Linked DNA regions of Homo sapiens: region 2 is linked to region 1. A link is a contact called in ENCODE Hi-C or POLR2A ChIA-PET data. All regions are on one chromosome and are shown on one strand. The core of a region is the stretch at or near the end of the contact, and the rest is flanking DNA. Distances in the headings are between cores, read along the strand shown. Region 1 holds the start of METTL6 (methyltransferase 6, tRNA N3-cytidine). Region 2 overlaps SH3BP5 (SH3 domain binding protein 5).

Region 1 (2,731 bases), core at 54-2,553:
TGTGTTGAGTCACATCTATTAGGTCCTCTGACAAAAACAAGTCTTAACAACAGCGTTAGCACCACGGAAACCAGAAGTTCATGAATCACGGAGGGATGCTCTGTCAGCCAATTCCTAACTGCCAAACCTTCACCCAGGACATAGGGTGGAAGTGCACTCTCTCAACAGCGTCTATAATTATGTAGAAAAAGGTCCGGCATAATGACTATTTGGACATTCCTTACGCCTGCTCTCTTCTGCTTCCAAACGTAGACCAATCTTTAACCTATCCCAGGCTCACGAACTCTGATTTGACTCTTTACCCACAAGGAACTTGGTCTGGAGGAAAAGCCCGGGTGGTATAGGTGACCTCAAAAGACATCCAAGTCAAATGAAGCACAGAAAGGAGATGGAAGAAGACTCTGATGAGGCGCAGAGAGGATGCCAATTCTTTGGCTGTAGAGGGGACAAAGCACAGTATTTGGGAGTCCAGGACCAAGTCGGAGGAGAAAAGCAGGGAAGAGAATGGGTTCTAAGGCAGTGGATGAGGCTCATAACAAACAAGAAGCGTCTTTTAAATGTGGAGAACCCTGATGGGAGCATCGGAAAGGAGGGGAGGGGTTTCGAGGGAGAAGTGGACCCGGATAAGAGGGGGGAGGTTTGCCTTGGGGGAGGGAGGTTTGCCTTAGGGGCGAGGTTGGGGGCGGGGAGGGATGGAAATGGAAAGAGGCCAAAGACCTTTGGAACTAGTGTTTGAGACTGTGAGGTAGAAGAATAGTAGGGAGTGACGAAGATTTGGGAGAAATAATCTGGGTAAAAGAAGGGACAAATCGATGTCCCAAAGGATTTGGGGTTCGAGAGAAAGTAACTGACGCTGGCAGGGGGTTCCCTGGAATCTGAAGGGCCGAGGGAAGAAAGGAAGGAGTCAAGGTTGATATGTGGCGGCTGGAGCGGCCGAAGGGAACCGTGGGGAGCGCTGACTTACAACGAATAGTGTGGAAGGAGGCCCGCGGCCGCTTCTCGAAGCTCTCCCCGAGCCTCAGGCAATGTTCCTCGCGGTCCAGCAGCGGGTTTGCGGTCCCATTCATGGCCCCGCACCTGCCTCGCACCCAGATCGGCGCTCTCCCGGTGCAGCCGCGATCCGAGCTTCTGGCGCTGGCGTCTGGGAGGACTGTGCTTCCGGGCCACCGCTCTGGAAGACAAGGAGAGCCGAGCCGGCACCCACCCGGGTCCAGAAGCAAGTTCTCTCCTCTGCGTGGGGGTGAGAGAGGAATCTGAGGAGGCAAGGCCGTGGGACTTCCGGCGTCGGGTAGGAACTTCCGGGTTCCTAGCGGAAGTGGCGGGGGCGGTGCCATGGCAAAAGAACTCCCGGATAATCCGAATTCGTGGTCCTCAGAATTGGTTTAGGGTTGTTTCGCGGTTCTTCCCGTATTCTGCCTCCGAGGCCCAGTGGGGCTGGCTGTGGGGTGAGTGCGCCTGGCCCTAGCCCTGCAGGTGAATTTAGGAACTGATGACGGTGAGCCCTGAGCGTGGCTGACTAAATTAACGCGGGTCGGCTAGCCATCATGGACGCCCTCCTCAGGGTCTAGGGGCCCATGCAGCCTAGTCTATCCTGAGGGTCCTGAGATGGATCCTCGGGACCTCAGCCACGCGTCATTGGGTCTCTTTCTCCACTTTGCCCGGTGATGGCGGTGCGAGGGTCTCAGTCCCTGCAAAGTGACGCTCCCTCTGGTTCCTATGACAGCCTCTTGTGAGTGTGATCAGGAAATGAGCCCACCCAGGCTTAGCTTCATTTCCCCCGAAAAAACGGAGGTCCGACCCTTGGGAAACGATGACCTCACTTGTATCTGACAATTGACCACCCGCTTCCAGCTAAGGCCATTGTGGTTTTTAAGTCACCCCTTTCGCGGGCACCGAAAATTGAGGAATATTTTCTTCGCAAGGTTTCCCAGTCAGTTCTTGAGAGCGTCCTTTTTCGTAAACTAAATCGATTTATTGTAATAGTTGACTCATCTGGTTTGAATAAAAGTATGGTGCATGAGATAGTCTGGCCACTGAAATGAATGTAAGCCCACTGAAGGTAGGGACTGTGTGTTTGTCTTCTTTGTGACCTCTCATATAGCGGGAAGGATTTTTTTTTGTACAGTCTGCATCTCATAAACATTTGGTGAATTGAACCTGGCGTCTTGAACTGTAACCACTAACCAGAATCTAATTCTTTTCTCTGCGAAGCCCCCTGTGCTGTTTGAGGCGTGAAACTCACCTCAGGAAATGTATCTGATCCATTAGCGTGGATTCATATTATTTGGTGATGGAGAATCTTCAGCTGTGTTAAGTGTTACCGTCAGTTTCAGAGATGGCTTCTTTGCAAAGGAAAGGGCTGCAGGCAAGGATTCTCACCTCTGAAGAAGAGGAGAAACTGAAAAGAGACCAAACTTTGGTGTCTGATTTTAAACAGCAGAAATTGGAACAAGAGGCTCAGAAAAATTGGGATCTTTTTTACAAAAGAAATAGCACTAATTTCTTCAAAGACAGACACTGGACCACCAGAGAGTTTGAGGAGCTAAGATCATGTAGAGAGGTAAGCTAATATTACGCCTTATCTGAGCTGTTCTTCATTTAAAATGTGAAGAGGGTGCCATGGCTCATGCCTGTAATCCCAGTACTTGGGGAGGCCAAGGCAGGCGGATCACGAAGTCAAGAGATCGAGACCATCCTGGCCAACATGATGAAACCCCGTCTTTACTAAAAA
Region 2 (2,995 bases), core at 446-2,945, 120 kb after region 1:
TGTAGAGCAGGCCTGAGGGCAGGTGGCGTGCAGCACACTGGAGATTTTTTGGCTGCAGGTCCCCCTTCACATTCTTGGTAATCATTGAGTACCCCAGAGAGCTTTGTTTTTGTGGATAATATTAATATTTGCCATATAAAAATCAAAAGACATTTATTTCTAAGGTCTATATTCATTAAGATGACAATCAGCCTATTACATGTTAACAAAAATAATACATTTTATGGAAAAGGACTATTTTTCCAAACAGAAAATTCAATGAAAGAGTAATTGTTGTACATGCTTTCGCAAGTCTTTTTAATGTCTGGCTTAATAGAAGAGCTGGATTCTCTCACCTACTTCTGCATTTCATGTCATTTCTTGCCATGTCACCTGTCAGGTAGCTTCTGGAAAACTCTACTGAACGCTCAGAATGACAGTGAAAATGGCAAGTCTTTATTAATGAAAATGGCTTCCATCTTGCAGACTCCTTGAAAAGGTTTCCAGGTGCCCCACCCCCACCCCCACCAGTGGTTTCGCCAGACCACGCTCTGAGAACCACTGGTGAAGTGACTGGCACACTGGACTACAAGACTGAAGATGGCTGGTTGCAGTGGCTCACGCCTGTAATCACAACAGTTTGGGAGGCCGAGGCAGGAGAATCGCTTGAGCCCAGGAGTTTGAGACCAGCCTGGACAACACAGACCTCATCTCTACAAAAAATTTAAAAATTAGCCGGGTGTGGTCATACGTGCCTCTAGTCCCGGCTACTTGGGAGGCTGAGGTAGGGGCATTGCTTGAGCCCAGGAGGTGGAGGCTGCAGTGAGCCATGATTGCGACACTGCATCCAGCTTGGGTAACAGAGAGAGATCCTGTCTCAAAAAACAAAAAACAAAAAATACTGAAGATGTCTGCTTACATCTAACGCTTGACACTTGATAGTCCTGTGACTTTATGCAAAGACATTAGGTCACCTGGAACTCCAAGGCTCCAGTTTTCTTTGTTTTTCTTTTTTTGAGACAGAATGTCTGTCACCCAGGCTGGAGTGCAGTGGCGTGATCTCAGCTCACTGCAACCTCCACTTCCTGGGTTCAGGCAATTCTCCTGCCTCAGCCTCCCGAGTAGCTGGGATTACAGGCACCTACCATGCCCGACTAATTTTTGTGTTTTTAGTAGAGATGGGGTTTTGCCATGTTGGCCAGGCTGGTCTCGAACTCCTGACCTCAGGTGATGTGCCTGCAGCCTCCCAAAGTGCTGGGATTACAGGAGTGAGCCACCGCACCTGGCCTCCAGTTTTCTTATCTGTAAACTCGGGATGGAAATTCTGGCTGAGCCTGTTTTACAGGGTTGTTGTGTGTCTCAGATAATGCCTGGGAAACCTCTTTCTGCCAACTGAAAGTGGTATACTTGTAAATGGCATTAGTAAGGATCTTTTGAAGTTTGGTGTCGTCTCTAACATGTAGGACAGTTATTTTTAAAACATCACCATCCCATCTTTATCTCACTTAATTCTGGGGACACCTGTGAAGAGGAAAAGCCAGGATTCTCAGTTTCCAGGCAAGGTAATTGAGGTGAGCAGGTGAGCGATTGGCCAGAAAACACTGACTCATCCTGTGTGCTTCATGTTCAACCTGCATGCTGCTTCCACTGTATACTGGTGCTGGCTGGTGTGGTTTAGCTTGAGCTCTTATCTGACACAAGGCTGTTTGTCTGACACACTGACACAGTCAAACAGGGAGACTCTACCACCCCCAGCAATTCTTTGCTTGAATAAATTACCTTCAGTCTGAGTCACCTAATGGATGAAACACAATTTTCACATTTGAAGAGCTGAGGCCTCCTCCAAGCAGAGGGAACTGTTTAAGAACTCTTTCAAGTGCTGATCTAAAAACTCCCTTGGTAAACAGCCCTGGGATGGTAAACGGATTCTTTTTCTTGACTGGTGGAAGATCTGCTTGCTCTCTCAGATAAGTTTGTACTTTTGAGCCACTCCCCTCCATGGCTCATTTTCTGCAGGGAAAGCAGTCAGCTTACTCTCCTCCCTGGACATTCCTGAAGCCACCCCCACTCTGATCTTGGAAAACACATTTGCTTGTAATTGCAGGAGACAAAGGATCACAGTCAAGTCTTTTCTTTAAGAAACAAGACAGAAAGTCTAAGTTCAATTGTGGCAAGGTGGTTTTAAGATGTATTGAAAGAAATGCTTTATAAAAGCTAGGTTGAACTAAATTCCACAGACTCTGCTCCTTATACACATGGCTTTATTGTTAGGCTCTCCCCTCATGATGCCAGGATGGCTGCTATCTGCTGCAGGCTTTCATTCCATCCTCTTAAACATCTCAAGTGGAAGAAATTTCCTCTAACAGTTGCAGAAAGGTCCCGAAATGAAGTCTCATTGGTTATGATGGGTCATGTCTATCGCCCCTGCTCATCGAACAATCACTGTGGCTAGGAGTATGACTGTGGCCAGGCCCTGTCACATCACTAGGGACTGAGAGGTGGGGGTGAGGACCAAGGAATATTACGGCTGTAACACTGGGGAGACAGGAAAGATTTTGGTTTGTGGCCTCTCATACCTCAATACTTCTGGGAACTGTTACCCAAGTAGCTGTGATCCTCAGTGGAATGGAAACAACTGGGTGGGCTTTTTCTTATGGGGGGGGGGTGGAGCGGGGAAGACTGGCTTTGTGTTCAGTTTCAATGCATCTTTGATGAATAGGCTTGTTGGTGGTTGGAAGTCAGCCAGTCATGCATCATTCCTGGCAGCACAGCCTCATTTATAGAAGGAAACGCTGATGTCAAATCAAGTCTTCTGGGTTTAATACCCTTTGATGGTCACACACTTAGTACAGATAGTCACAAAAAGGGCATCAAGTCAGACTGGCAGGCCCTGAACCTGCCCATCAGAATCACCTGAGGAGTCTTTTAACATACTCTGCACCCAGGTAACAATTTTGTAAAACCTAAATTTGATCAGGTCATGCCCCTGCTTAGAAAAATCTATGATATTTTACAG

Evidence for each region. Hi-C counts contacts between places; a loop is a spot of excess contacts on that map. ChIA-PET counts read pairs that join two places held with the same protein, here RNA polymerase II (POLR2A). Pooled maps may share reads with other maps.
Region 2: a pooled map shows a loop between it and region 1 (3-fold over the local background). The contact joins the enhancer-like site here to the promoter of METTL6 in region 1. A Hi-C loop is called at or near these places in 3 of 50 pooled maps. POLR2A ChIA-PET finds 5 or more read pairs at or near these places in 4 of 52 experiments (GM10248, H1, MCF 10A and 1 more).

The regions. Positions count from the first base shown.
Region 1 is chr3:15,426,116-15,428,846 of GRCh38, reverse strand. METTL6 (methyltransferase 6, tRNA N3-cytidine) reads left to right here and starts at 1,303. Exons shown (of 6, transcript NM_152396.4): 1 at 1,303-1,445; 2 at 2,212-2,560. The coding sequence starts at 2,336. EAF1 (ELL associated factor 1) reads right to left here and starts at 1,249. Exons shown (of 6, transcript NM_033083.7): 1 at 965-1,249. The coding sequence starts at 1,067. RefSeq lists an enhancer at 893-1,172 and a silencer at 1,169-1,332.
Region 2 is chr3:15,309,556-15,312,550 of GRCh38, reverse strand. The region is part of intron 2 of SH3BP5 (SH3 domain binding protein 5); the gene reads left to right. Among named protein-coding and RNA genes, the nearest start is that of SH3BP5, 22 kb to the left of the region's middle. Within about 2 kb of position 1,695, at least 13 of the 41 ENCODE cell types and tissues checked have a DNase peak (open chromatin) inside an H3K27ac peak, as active enhancers do.